Regions from separate parts of the Homo sapiens genome. Here region 1 is linked to region 2. A link is an interaction called in ENCODE POLR2A ChIA-PET data of the cell type or tissue named here. Cell type or tissue: GM12878. All regions are shown on one strand. Each heading gives the region's core, and the rest is flanking DNA. Links, peaks and the distances in the headings are about the cores only.

Evidence for each region. Peaks named below come from ENCODE experiments on the same cell type or tissue, not always from the same donor. Only the 100,000 strongest peaks of a DNase experiment are listed, where the experiment ranks them.
Region 1: POLR2A ChIA-PET joins it to region 2 with 5 read pairs; 2 of 35 experiments call an interaction of 5 or more read pairs at or near these places.

What each region holds. Positions count from the first base shown.
Region 1 is chr16:68,281,004-68,287,144 of GRCh38, forward strand. All of the region lies in intron 3 of SLC7A6 (solute carrier family 7 member 6), which reads left to right. It also overlaps the pseudogene RNU6-1262P. Among named protein-coding and RNA genes, the nearest start is that of SLC7A6, 20 kb to the left of the region's middle. RefSeq lists enhancers at 743-1,037, 3,219-3,358 and a silencer at 5,363-5,657. In GM12878, for the core only: no CTCF peak of the experiment used is centred there; DNase peaks (open chromatin) are centred at 3,125 and 4,098; H3K4me3 peaks cover 2,115 bases; H3K27ac peaks cover 2,500 bases.
Region 2 is chr16:68,957,502-68,965,121 of GRCh38, forward strand. The region is part of intron 14 of TANGO6 (transport and golgi organization 6 homolog); the gene reads left to right. Among named protein-coding and RNA genes, the nearest start is that of TANGO6, 120 kb to the left of the region's middle. In GM12878, for the core only: no CTCF peak of the experiment used is centred there; no DNase peak of the experiment used is centred there.

The DNA.
Region 1 (6,141 bases), core at 2,864-5,363, 680 kb before region 2:
ATTACAGGCGTGACCCACGGCGCCCAGCCGGCTGTGGCTCCTTTTAAATGGAGTATGGACTCCCCAGTCCACTGTAGTCCTCCACTTCTTGTATTATCCCCAGACTTTCTTGCCTTTGCTCACTCATATTACTTTCCTGGCCTCTGAAGGCACTGCACTTTCAGATCCTGGCTTTCTGGCTGTACCCCATCCCCTTCCCAGGTTATACTGGCAAGGAGATCCAAGCAGCTTTTTGCAGATTTCAGGCTATTTTATTTTACCTACTAATTATCCTAGAACAGTGGTTCTCAGCCAGAGGGGAGTTTATCTTCCAGGAGACATTTAGCAATATCTGGAGACACTTTTGGTTGTCACAACTCCTGGAAGGGGGTGCTTTTTGCTTCTAATGGTAGAGGTCGGGGTGCTGCTGAACATACCACCATGCACAGAACAGCTTCTCACAATAAAGACTTACTTGGCCTAAAATGTCAATAGTGCTGAGGTTGAGAAACTCTGTCTTAAGGGTGCACTCTGTTCATATGTGTTCTGGGGTTTTGGAATCTTATGTGGTGAGGCAGGGCCACAGGCTGCTGACTGAACTCAGTAAGTTTAGGGGCTCATACTCACTTGTGGGACTAATGGGGAGAAATGTTGGTTCTTGAGGTAGGTACATAGGGTCTCCTCTTTGCCTAGGTGACCAGCAGGATTCACAGTAACCCAGGTGCCCAGTATTATAAGAGTACTTGATTTGACTGCAGAAGGGTGGTGTTTCTGCCTTGGGTGTTGTCAGCCCATTTAGCTTTGTGGGCTTTGACCTCGGGATCCTCCCTCTTGTGTAGGCTTATACACATCAATGGAAAGTATTTGCTTTGAAGATTTCAACATGGAAGTAGTTCATTGCTGACACAGCGGCATCAAAGCCCAGCGCCTGCTCACAGCTGAGACTCCATTCCCCCTGAGTTTGTTTGGCAAGGGTGACAGTGAGCAGGAGGAAGAGAAGGAGGGAGACTGGGAAGGATGAGACTGGAGGGAAGAAGAAACACTGTATGATCCCTGAGTATCCATTGTTTCCATGCTTTCCTGCTCTCTTGGACCCAGGCCTGGTCAGAGTTCTCAGTAGAAAAGATACGCTCCTCATTTTGGCTAGTTGCTATGGACAGACAACTTTCTTGTTCTGAGAGTGATACGGGGCTAGGGAGGACTGGGTCTTGATCATAGTTGTTTCAAGACTCCAACCCTATATATAGTTCGAATGCTTTCATAATGGGACTAAATGTATTTGTGTAATTAAAAACAAAGACACTGGCCAGGCTCAGTGGCTCATGCCTGTAATCTCAGCAGTTTGGGAGGCCAAGGCAGGAGGATCACTTGAGCCCAGGAGTTCATGACCAGCCTGGGCAACATAGCAAGAACTCGTCTCTTAAAAAACAAAATAAAACAAAAAACCACAAAAAAACAAGGATACTTTAAAAAAAGACACATACATTACATATTTATATACATCCCAGGAGGTAGCCACTGATTCTGGGATCCCCATTTGGAAGGGTTTACCTCCCCTGGAGTGTTGGAGAGCATTTCACTCCTGAATGTCTTGTAGTTGTCCCCTCCCTACCCTGCCTTTCTTCCTTTCTTCCTTCCACATTTTTTTTTTTTTAGATGGAGTCTCACTCTGTTGCCCAGGCTGGAGTCCAGTGGCGTGATCTTGGCTCATTGCAACCTCTGCCTCCCGGGTTCAAGTGATTCTCCTGCCTCGGCCTGCTGATTAGCTGGGACTACAGGCATACGCCACTATGCCCAGCTAATTATTTTGTATTTTTAGTAGAGACGGGGTTTCACCATACTGGCCAGGCTAGTCTCAAACCCTTGACCTTGTGATTTGCCCGCCTCGGCCTCCCAAAGTGCTGGCATTACAGGTGTGAGCCACTGCGCCCGGCCTTTCTTCCACATTTTTGTTGTTATTTTTTGTTTACGGTTGCACTCCTTTGTCCTTGAATGCCCCTTTATAACATTCAGCCTGTCTGGGAGGAATTGGAAGGTTTCCCTCCGCTCTCTGTTGCCTGTGGGAAAAGAGAGTTGTGACTACTGTCAGCGTAGCTGGGAGTACAGCTTCAGATTGCCAGGCAATCTCCTCATCAGAAAGAGAGTATGAAAGGCACAGTTCTGCGAGAGGGTGCATATGTTATTCACTATTAACTTGGGTTTCAGACAACAGAAAACCTTTAGCAGCATGGCTCAAACATGTTGATGTTTGTTTCTCTCACATGTTAAAAGGAGGCAGTGTGGTTTGGATGACTTCAGTTCTTCAGGGAGCCAGGTTTATTCCTTCTGTCTTCCTGCCATCCTCAGCCTGTGACTTCTAGCTGGTGGTCCAGGATGGTTATTGAAGCTCTAGCTGTCATGTCTGCACTGTAACTGACAAGAAGGACAAAGACACTGCCTCCCCCATTTAAAGACACTTTCTGAGGTCTTATATGAAATATTTGCATACATCCCGGGAGAAAACCTGGTTGCACAGCCGTACCTACCTGCAGGAGAGGCTGGGCAATGTCAGCTTTATTTTGGACAGCCATGCCTTCAGCTAAAATTTCTATTACGAATGAAAAAGGGAAGAACAGATAGAGGAAGATAACTAGCCATGTCTGCCACAGAGACTTTGGGGATTTGTTTCTGCTTTGGCTTTCAGTTTGGATCTGCCATTTGAGTACTCCTTTCTCAGCAATAAGCTCCCAGAGAGCCTTGAAGACCCTCACGTGGGTCCCACGCTCCTTGGTGCAGGCTTGTCCAGCAAGGAAATGAGATCAGGAGAAGAGGGAAGGCTTGGATGTTTTAATTGTGGTAGCTGAATCTTAGCATCTGGCTTTAAGGCCCAGTTGTTGACTTTGTTTGAACTCTGATAGTTTATGGTAAGCTAGGGGGGCTGGGAGTTCTGGGAAGCAATAGAGGAGTAAGGATCAGATGGTGAAATTTTGTTTCTTAATTAGAATCAGGAGAACAGTCAAGGGACTTGGCTTCTGCTTGACAGACTGTTCTAGGAGCTCTCTGTTCTCTGGCAGGGCTGATAGTAGGGTGAGGCAAACGAGGTGCCTGGGGTCAGCGTTGAAGGGCGTACTCACTCTCAGGTTCCGGCATGTGGTCCCCTGAGAGTGAGTGCCTCCTTAAATTTTGTGCCCTAGGTGCCTCCTAGCTTCACACTACCCTGGCTCTGCCTTCTGGTGCTACATTGTTGCTAATGAACCATTTTTATTTTTAAACAAATTCTTTTAAAAATTTTCAGGGGCCATGCTAATCTTCTTTGCGTCGTTCCAATTTTAGTATATGTGCTGCTGAAGTGAGCACGAACTATTTTTATTTTTATCTAGAAAGAGGCGTATGTTCACGGTAAACCATGGTAAACCACAGAGTGGAAAAAGTCTCCTTCCCTCTCCACAGCTTTAGTCTTTCTCCCCAGAGGAGCCACTCTGACCAGGTGCTTTTGTATCCTTCCAGCTGGTCTATTGGAATGGACTCTGCAGGCATTTCCACAAGCAGCCTTCTTTATTCATTAGTTTAGCACATAGTTGAATTTCCACTGTGTGTAATATTTACCTGTGCACAGAGAGGACCAAACCTGTAGGACATTTATGGCAGGATAGAAGGAAGGAGAAGGATCAGAAGTGAGACCCAGTGCCAGTTAGTGGGTCTGAGGAGTGTATCAGCTTCTCTTCCCCTTGGAGCTGCAAACCAGAAGCACAGTTAGCACTGCCAGGATATTGTCAGACAGTCTCTTTCTCCATGTTTATTTCCACCTTTTTGTGTTTCTCTCCTTTTATCCTCTTCTGTCTCTGCCTCCTTGTCTCTTATCTCTCACCCCTCTGTCTCTTCTGTGTATTTTCTCGTCTTTTTTTTTTTTTTTTTTAGAGACAAGTTCTCACTCTGTTGCCCTGGCTGGAGTGCAGTGACTATTCACAGATGCTATTACAGTGCACTATAGGCCCGGACTCCTGGGTTCGGCAGTTCTCCCACCTCAGCCTCCCACACAGTTGGGACTCCAGGTGTGCACCGCTGCCCCGGCCCCCTGTCTGTCTTTTTGTCTAAGCTGCATGCCCTCCCACTTCTGCTTCTTTTTGTGTTCTGCTTCCTTCCTCTATTTACTTATGGTTTCTGTCCCTTTGTTACTAAGGGCTTGTATGTGACTTTCACTTGCTGTAGCTCCTGACCCTTCTGCCCATTACTGTTAGATTCAGTTTCTTGGTATTCCAACTCTGTGTTTCTGGGAGAGGCAATGTAACAGGCTCAACTTGGGTCCAGTGTCTGGCTCCATCAGTCATGATAGGGAAGGGGGAGCAATTCCCAAGAAGGAGCTGGGCAGGTACTTCAAAACATGGCTACTGTACTGTGTAGGGGCCTATGGATTACTGGTACCTATTAACTAGGTAATCCTTATGTTAGCTGATTGAGGCTTAACCCCATACAGGTAGCTTTGATCATCAGGGTAGGTCCCTGGGAAGACCTGCCAGCAGCATGCATTTCTTTGGGCTGCTTCTCCCCTCCCATTTGACCACTGTCCCCCTACTCCCACATCATGATTGACTAGTAAGCACCTGTGTTACTGGCCAGTGTACTGAGTGAAAGCTCTTTGAAGCCATTGAGCCTGGCACCTGCCACCTGTGTTCATTTTCACAGGCTGGCCATAGGCACTTCTCTCCATTTGAATGGAAGAATATCCAACTTTCTGACAATTTGCCTTGCTCCAGGGAATTGGAAGTTAGAGTGAAAATCTTACCACCTTGGTTCCAACCAGGGTTTATCAGTGCCCCTCTTTGCTTGGTGATGAGCTTAAGAAAACAACGTGGCCAGGCATAGTGGCTCATGCCTGTAATCCTAATATGGGAGGCTGAGGCAGGAGGATTGCTTGAGCCCAGGAGTTCCAGACCAGCCTGGACAATACAGCAAGACCCCTGTCTCTACAAAATAATTTTTTTTTAATTAGCTGGGTGTGGTGGTGTGCACCTGTGGTCCCAGCTAATAGGAGGTTGAGGTGGGAAGATCACTTGAGCCCTGGACATCGAGGCTGCAGTGAGCTGTGATCGCACCCACTCCAGCCTGGGTGACAGAGCAAGACCCTGTCTCAAAAAAAAAAAAAAAAAAAAAAAGAAGGAAAGAAGGAAAATAAAATGATATACTGCTGTTACCTTCTGAGAATTTGTGATCTTGGGAGAAGCATGACCCAATCACCTGAGGGAGAGACTTGAGACAGGTGTCTACATGATGATAGCATAGACACTAACCTGTGCTAAGAAGCAGGAATGCCATGTGGTTCAGGAGAGAAAGAGCTCAGAGAGGGGTGGGGTGGTGTATTCAGAGAAGGTTTTACAGAGGAAGAGGAAGTGGGGGCTGAACTAGACCTTGACTGGGAGTTGCTGTTGGCTATGGCAGGAAGAGGAGGGGAGGACATTTCTTTTTATGTGTGTGTACGGTACGAGTAAGAGAGAGAGTCTGGCTGAAGGAGAGAGTGCAAAGTGGGTAGGAGTAAGTGGAGTTGGCCTAGAGGATGGGCCCAAAAGATTTTGTAGTAAGATTTGAGGTGCACATAAAAGTTCTGTTTTTGTATGCTAGAGGCAGTACTCACAGATGTCACTGCGTTCCTTCCTGCTGGATATTGCTCTTATGTCGTCCCCATGGATCAGTCATTGTTTAGCAGGAGCAAAGTGCCGGGGCTCTCAGCACAGGGCCCAGATGTCACTGAAGTGTGTGAGGAGCTAGAACTTAAAGCCACGTGAGCCTAGGGAGTACTCGAGTGGGTGCGCTTCTCCATGGACTTCATTGAGAATTGGGAGGTATGGGTAGGAATGAGGGTGGAAGCGATCAGTGGGCTTGGGAATGTGAACTTAGAAATGGTAGTTAGCTTCTCTCACCTCAGTTTCCTCATCCATAAAATGGGAATAGGAATATCTGTATTTTGGAGTCGTGAGAATTGATGGAGAGGTGTATGTGAAATTGTCAGGCATATAACAGACTTTTCTTTTTCTCCTTTTTTTTTTTTTTTTGAGACGAGGTCTTACTCTGTCATCAGGCTGGAGTGCACGGCTCACTGCTGCCTCAACCTCCTAGGCTCAAGCGACCCTCCCTCCTCAGCCTCCTGAGTAGCTGGGACTACAGGTGTGCACCACCACGCCCAGCTAA
Region 2 (7,620 bases), core at 1,991-4,490:
GTTCTCGTGCCTCGGCCTCCTGAATAGCTGGGATTACAAGCGCCCAGCACCATGCTTGGCTAATTTTTGGATTTTTTAGTAGAGACTGGGTTTCACCATGTTGGCCAGGCTGGTCTCGAACTCCCAACCTCAAATCATCTGCCCACGTTGGCCTCCCAAAATTCTGGGATTACAGGCGTGAGTCACCATGCCCAGCAAGCATAAGACTTTAGATGTTGGAATTGTCACATAGAAATTATGAAGTAACCATACTTATTATATTTAGAGAAATACAAGATAAGTTTGAAAATATCTTCAGGGAATGGGAAACAACAATTATCTAATAGATTTGAAAAATGAAATGGAAAGTCTTAAAGTAAAAAGTAGAATAACTAAAATTAAAAATTCAGGCCACATGCAGTGGCTCACACCTGTAATCCCAACACTTTGATAGGCTGAGGAGGGTAGATCATTTAAGGTCAGGAGTTCGAGACAAGCCTGGCCAACATGGTGAAACCCCGTTTCCACTAAAAATACAAAAATTAGCCGGGTGCAGTGGCAGTCCCCTGTAATCCCACCTACTTGGGAGGCTGAGGCAGGAGAATCACTTGAACCGGGAGGCAAAGGTTGTAGCGAGCCAAGACTGCGCCATTGCACTCCAGCCTGGGCAAGAAGAGGGAAACTCCATCTCAAAAAAAAAAAACAAATTAAATTAAAAATTCAGTGTATGAGCCGGGTGCAGTCACTCGCGCCTGTAATCCCAGCACTTTGAGAGGGTGAGGCGGGCAAATCACCTAAGGTCAGGAGTTCGAGACCAGCCTCAACATGGAGAAACCCTGTCTCTACTAAAACCACAAAATTAGCCGGGCGTGGTGGTGCATGCCTGTAATCTCAGCTACTTGGGAGGCTGAGGCAGGAGAATTGCTTGAACCTGGGAGGCGGAGGTTGCAGTGAGCTGAGATCGCGCCACTGCACTCCAGCCTGGGCAGCAAGAGCGAAACTCTGTCTCAAAAAAAAAAAAAAAAAGAGAGAGGAAGGAAGGAAGCAGGGGAGGGAGAGAGAGAGGGAGGGAGGAAGGAAAGAAAAGAAAGGAAAGAAAAAGAAAAAAAACCTCTTTTAATTGCAGAAACAGATTTTTAAGAGGCTTTCCCTCTATTTACAGATGTCCAGGATGAGCACAATGGCTTATACCTGTGATCCCAGCACTGTGGGAGACTGAGATGGGGGAGGATTACTTGAGACCAGGAGTTCAAGACCAGCCTAGGCAGCATAGCAAGGTCCTGTCTCTACGAAGCATTTTTTAATATTTTAGCAGGGTGTGGTGGTGCTTGCCTGTGGTCCCAGCTACTCAGGAGCCTGAGGCAGGAGGATCATCTGAGGCCAGGAGTTCAAGGTTGCAGTGAGCCATGATCATGCCACTGCACTCCAGTCTGGTTATCAGAGTAAGACCCTGTCTCTAAATTTAAAAAAACAAGTGTCCTGTTATATCTCACTAAACACAGGATTTTAACCTGAAGGGTTAATGTCAAGTTAACCCCTGTGTAGAACCCTACAGGGTGCCTGATTAGGTTGGATAACTCCCTGAAATTATAGGCAGAGTGTTTATGTGTGTATTTTCATATTTTAGGAAAGAATTCTTTGGAAGAGTTTTACAGTAGTTCTGTTTGGTTTCCATGTGACACTACAGTTTTAAGTCCTGCATGTCATGTTTGCTCATTTCACAATGATCGCTTTTTCCAAGCCACTGCTAGCCTGGAGCACCTATCACAAAGACTTGCCTAATCATGTCATCAAGACATCTGTTAGGGTTAAATAAGGAAAAAATGGGCCGAGTGCGGTGGCTCACGACTGTAATCCCAGCACTTTGGGAGGCCAAGGTGGGTGGATCATGAGGTCAGGAGTTCGAGACCAGCCTGACCAACATGGTGAAACCCTGTCTCTACTAAAAATATAAAAGTTAGCTGGGTGTGGTGGTGTGCACCTATAATCCCAGCTACTCAGGAGGCTGAGGCAGGAGAATTGCTTGAACCTGGGGGGTGGAGGTTGCAGTGAGCCAAGATCACGCCACTGCACTCCAGCCTGGATTACAGAGCAAGACTCCATCTCAAAATAAAATAAAATAAAAATAAAAATAAATAAGGAAAAAATGGAGAACTGAGGAAGAGTTTCCACCTTGCCTCTGTCACTGGCTGGTGCCCCAGACACAGGGCACATCTCCTAGCCCACCAAGCTTTTCTCAGGACACTTGGAGGATGTGAAAGATCAGCCCTGTCTTGCCAGAACTTTAGGCCAGGTGGCAACTCTCCGTGGAAGCCTTTGGCTTTTTCTAAACTAGTGAGAACCTGACAAGTCAGTCAGCTCTGCTGATTCTGCAGCTTTTCTTTGCATAGGCTTGAGGTGAAATGTCAGTAGAAAACTTAGGGGAAAAATAAACCTGAAGTTCAGGTGGTTCTCCTCCTACCTGGACCACCCATCTCAGGGCTTTCAGGAGGTGTGAGGAATGTTTTGTTTTCTTACCTAAATTTGGCGGACAGAGAAGTACCCATTATTTTCTTGGATATCCGAAGCCCCTCTTTTCTTTTTACTGGTAACTGTTTCTTTTGATAGCATAAAGAGAATATTTATGTGCTTTTTTACTCTTTGAAAGCTACATAAAGAAAATTAAATGAATGACGCCTGGCTTCTTTATTTCTTACCCGTGATCAGCTGAATTATAAGTTTCGCTGAATGCTTAGGGCAGTGATTACTTTCAATGCAGCAGTAATTGCCGTTTTCTTTCCCTTCCTTCTTTATGCCTTCAGTCAGTATTAGGGCAGCTTTTTTTTTTTTTTTTTCTGTACGTACTCCAGAACCTTGATCATCATGGTGTTCTTAAGGCACAGCTTTCCTGACTTCTGCTCTCTCACTCCTTCCCCTCTGGGATTCATTCACAGGTATTTGATAGAGGCAGCCCAGCACAGCTGACTGTAAGCTTTCCAGTGCTGTTTTTTAAATTATTTTTTATTTAATTAATTATTATTCTTATTTATTTATTTTATTTGAGACAGAGTCTCGCTCTGTCACCCAGGCTGGAGTGCAGTGACACAGTCTTGGCTCACTGCAACCTCTTCCTCCCGGGGTTTAAGCAATTCTGCCTCAGTCTCCCAGGAAACTGGGATTGCAAGTGTACGCCACCATGCCTGGCTAATTTTTGTATTTTTAGTAGAAACGGGGTTTCACCATGTTGGCCAGGCTAGTCAAACTCCTGGCTTCAAGTGATCCACCCACCTCAACCTCCCATAGTGCTGGGATTACAGGCATGAGCCACTGTGTCTCCAGCTGTGTTTTTGGATTTGTTTTATTTGTTTGAGTGTAGTAGCACAAGAGATTTAGGGGGCTTGCAGTAGCCTATAAAGATGTTGTGGAGTGGAGGTGTTTGAGAATCACTGGTTAAAAAACTGAAACTCATTAAAATCCAAGTTCTTCATTTTCTTTCATATGGCTTTTCCGTTATCCCTAATGTTGGCAGCACCTCAAGTTAGAATCATTCGTGAATTTCATTAACATCACTACCTCCCTTTTCCACATACTAAACAAAGATATCAACTAGGAACAAAGCAGTCCCTGTGAAGCCCAGCTAGCCACAGTGGGGGATGCTGGCTGTGCATGTGGGATGCAGAGTTCCTCTCCTTATGCTGACCTTGGAGTCCATGAGAAAGATTTCTTTTGGAGTGAGGCTGACCTTATATACTTGAAACTGTGAAGTTTGCTATCTTGAGGGTTAGGATTTGCAAAGCTAGTATGATTCCGGTAGTTATTTTCTCCGAGGCACTGCTGCCAGGTGCGCTGTCATGTAGCAGAGTGACTGAGCATGCGGGTTTGCAGTCCTGCCCCGCCACATGGCAGCTCTGTCATCTTGGGCCATATTTTCACCTCCGTTCCTCAACTCTTTGTGCCTCAGCTTCTCTCTCAAGGAATTACAGTGGTATCCACTTCAAATGATTGTTGGGAACATTAATGGATGAATGCATGTAAAGTGCTTACGACTGTACAAGGCATATTGAAAACCTTCAGTATTAGTGTCTTTGCTGTTGTGTTTGTATTTATTAATAATATTTCATCATCCAAATGGCTTCCACTAAATATGGCTGTCAGTAAATATAGATTATTCACGTGTTTTTACTTTTTTCCCTCCAAGATGGGAATTAGAAAACACTTTAAGGAAATATATTGGCATCATCTTAGTGTTCAGATATATTATTTAGATACTGATTTAAAGAGGTAGACACTGGGTATGGTTCTTACAAATTTTCAAGAAAACAGTCAATGATAGTTAAGAGAAGTGGTCAGGCACAAATAAATTTTCCTGCTGATTAAGATAATCACCAATCTGTAATTGTCCTCTCTTGCAGCTCTAAGTCACAAAGATAATAAAGAATTCTGAAGAGAAGAAAATATCACCCTTTAGCAGGATGCTTCGGTAGCTCTTTCGTCTAACCCTGTTTTTTCCTCAGGCCTAAGTAACATTCACTCATCCTGAATCTTTATAAATTTGTTGGGGCCTGTTCACAGTTAACAAAACTTTGGAGCTTTAGAGAAGCTAAATATCAAATTGGCATGCTAGACGTAATCATTTACTCTAATTACAAAGACAGCCCAGCTATTCAGTTGAGTTCCCCATACTTCCTTTATTTAATAACCAACTTCCCCAGTTTGTGCAACTTCCTGAATTCTTAGAGCTGAAATTATTGTTAGCTTCCATCATAATAAAAGGTCTCACATACGTAACAACTGAAGTATCCTGCTAAAGGGTGGTATTTCCTTCTCTTTAGAGTTCTTTATTATCTTTGTGACTTAGAGATGCAAGAGAGGCCAATCAGACTGGTGATTCTCTTTTCTTAATCAGGAGGAAAACTTTATTGTGCCTTCCCACTTCTGTTAACCATCATTTGTTATTCTCTTTAATTAGAGCTTCCACTAGAGATTAATATACATTTTCATATCTTCTTTCTAGTTTTTTAAATGAACTTATTTTTATTGATTACTTTGAACATAGTCTTTAAAGAGTCGAAAAAGAGGGCCGATCACCTGAGGTCGGGAATTCAAGACCTGACCAACATGAAGAAACCTTTTCTTTACTAAAAATACAAAATTAGCCAGGCATGGTAGTGCATGCCTATAATCCCAGCTACTCAGGAGGCTGAGGCAGGAGAATTGCTTGAACCTGGGAGGCAGAGGTTGTGGTGAGTCAAGATTGCGCCATTGCACACCAGCCTGGGCAACAAGAGCAAAACTCTGTCTCAAAAAAATAATAATAATAAAATAAAGAGTCAAAAAAGCGGCCGGGCGCGGTGGCTCATGCCTGTAATCCCAGCACTTTGGGAGGTCGAGGCGGGTGGATCACGAGGTCAGGAGATCGAGACCATCTCTGTGGCTAACATGGTGAAACCCTGTCTCTACTCAAAATATGAAAAAAAAAAAAAAATTAGCCTGGCATGGTGGCGGGCGCCCGTAGTCCCAGTCACTCGGGAGGCTGAGGCAGGAGAATGCCATGAACCCGGGAGGCAGAGCTTGCAGTGAGCCGAGATCGCGCCACTGTACTCCAGCCTGGGCGACAGCAAGACTCCGTCTCAAAAAAAAAAAAAAAAGCTTGTCCTTGTGCTTTTTTTTTTTTTGAAACAGAGTCTCACTCTGTCACCTCACCCAGGATACAGTGCAGTGATGCAATCTCAGCTCACTGCAACCTCCACCTCTCAGGTTCAAGCGATCCTCCCACCTCAGCCTCCATAGTAGCTGGGATTACAGATGTGGGCTACCACGCCTGGCTAATTTGTGTATGTTTAGTAGGATTTCACCATATTAGCCAGGCTGGTCTTGAACTCCTGACCCTAAAGTGATCCGCCCACCTCGGCCTCCCAAAGTGCTGGGATTACAGGTGTGAACCACCATGCCCAGCCCCTTGCCCTACTTTTTACACCCTAGTTCCAATCCCCAGAGATTGCCATCTTCATACCCCTCCTTTTTAAAGTAGTTTCTTCTAGTAATTATTTCTCTGTTTATAAATAAAGTGCTTACACAGACCTCTCTTGATTTAAAAAATTTTGGACATGACCTACTCACTTTCTACATGTTAGATGTGGACCTAGTGCACACACATAGGTGCACACGCATAGGTACACACATGCTCAAACAACTTCTGCCATTTCCCATCACAACTTTTGGCTAAATCATTGGGCACTGTTTACTGCTGACCATGTGGATGTTATTCAGTGCTGAGCCTAGTGCAGTCGTCAGCCTTCCCTGCACATTTGCTTCCTTTTCTGCGTACATACTGATATATTTTCCAAAGATCCAGCAACTCTATCATGCACATATCATAATTTTGCTCTAGTTTTGTTCTATTTACCCAGACTTCAGCCTTTGACACCTATCCCATTGTCTTTTTCCTTGGTTGTGGATTCATACCTTTTTTACACCTTGTCACTTTAGTGAGATTTCAGGAGAAAGAGGATGCAAATGTTTGTGGTCATTCTGCTGTGTTAGTTGCAAATTCTTTTTACTTTCAAAGTAGAACAGCTGACTAGCTGTTCTACTTTGAAAGACAAAATTTGTTAAAATGTTTTAAACATAAATTTTAAAATTTATCACAGATTTTTTAAAACATTTTATTTATTTATATCATTCAAAATTCAAAATATTCCCAACACAGAGAAATGGTAAACATTTGAGTGATGAATATGCTAGTTACCCTGATCTGATCGCTATATTATATCTATTGAAACATCACCATGTACCCTATGAATATGTACAATTATTATTTGCCAATTAAAAAATTAAAAGTAAAAAAAATTTTTAACTTACTAAAAGATACAAAAATAGAAAGTCTCTCTCTCTCACATTTATCCCCTTGTCACCCAGTTTCCCTCCCCAGAAATAATCAATATTATTAGTTTCTTGAGTATCCTTCCAGAATTATTCAATGAGTGTATATTTCCCCTTTGTACACAAATAGTTGAATTCAATAGAGACGATTTTGCATCTTGCTTTTTACTTAACAATAGCTCTTAGAATTCATTTCATGACAGTTATTTAAAAACATATTAATTTTTTTTTTTTTTTTTTTTTGAGACAGAGTCTCGCTCTGTCGCCTAGGCTGGAGTGCAGTGACGCGATCTTGGCTCACTGCAACCTCCGCCTCCTGGGTTCAGGTGATTCTCCTGCCTCAGCCTCCCGAGTAGCTGGGATTCTAGGGATGCATCACCGTGCACAGCTAATTTTTTTTTTTCAGTAGAGACGGGATTTCGCTATGTTGGCCTGGCCAGTCTCGAATTCCTGGCCTCAAGTGATTCTTTCACCCACCTCAGCTTCTCAAATGCTGGGATTACAGGCGTGAGCCACTGCACCTGCCCTTATTCATTTTTTAAATGGATGCCTTATATTCCACTGTATGAATGACCATCACTTAATCAATTTTCTGTTGATGCAAATTTGTTTCCAGTCTTTTCTATTACGAATAGTGCTACAGTGATGATTTTGTACATAAAGTGATTTCCTGCTGTGTTAATATACCTATTAGGATAGATTTCTAGAGTAGAATTTCTGGCTTACCACAGAATTTAGACTTTTAAATGTAATACACCATTTTCTTATGAATGCAAGACA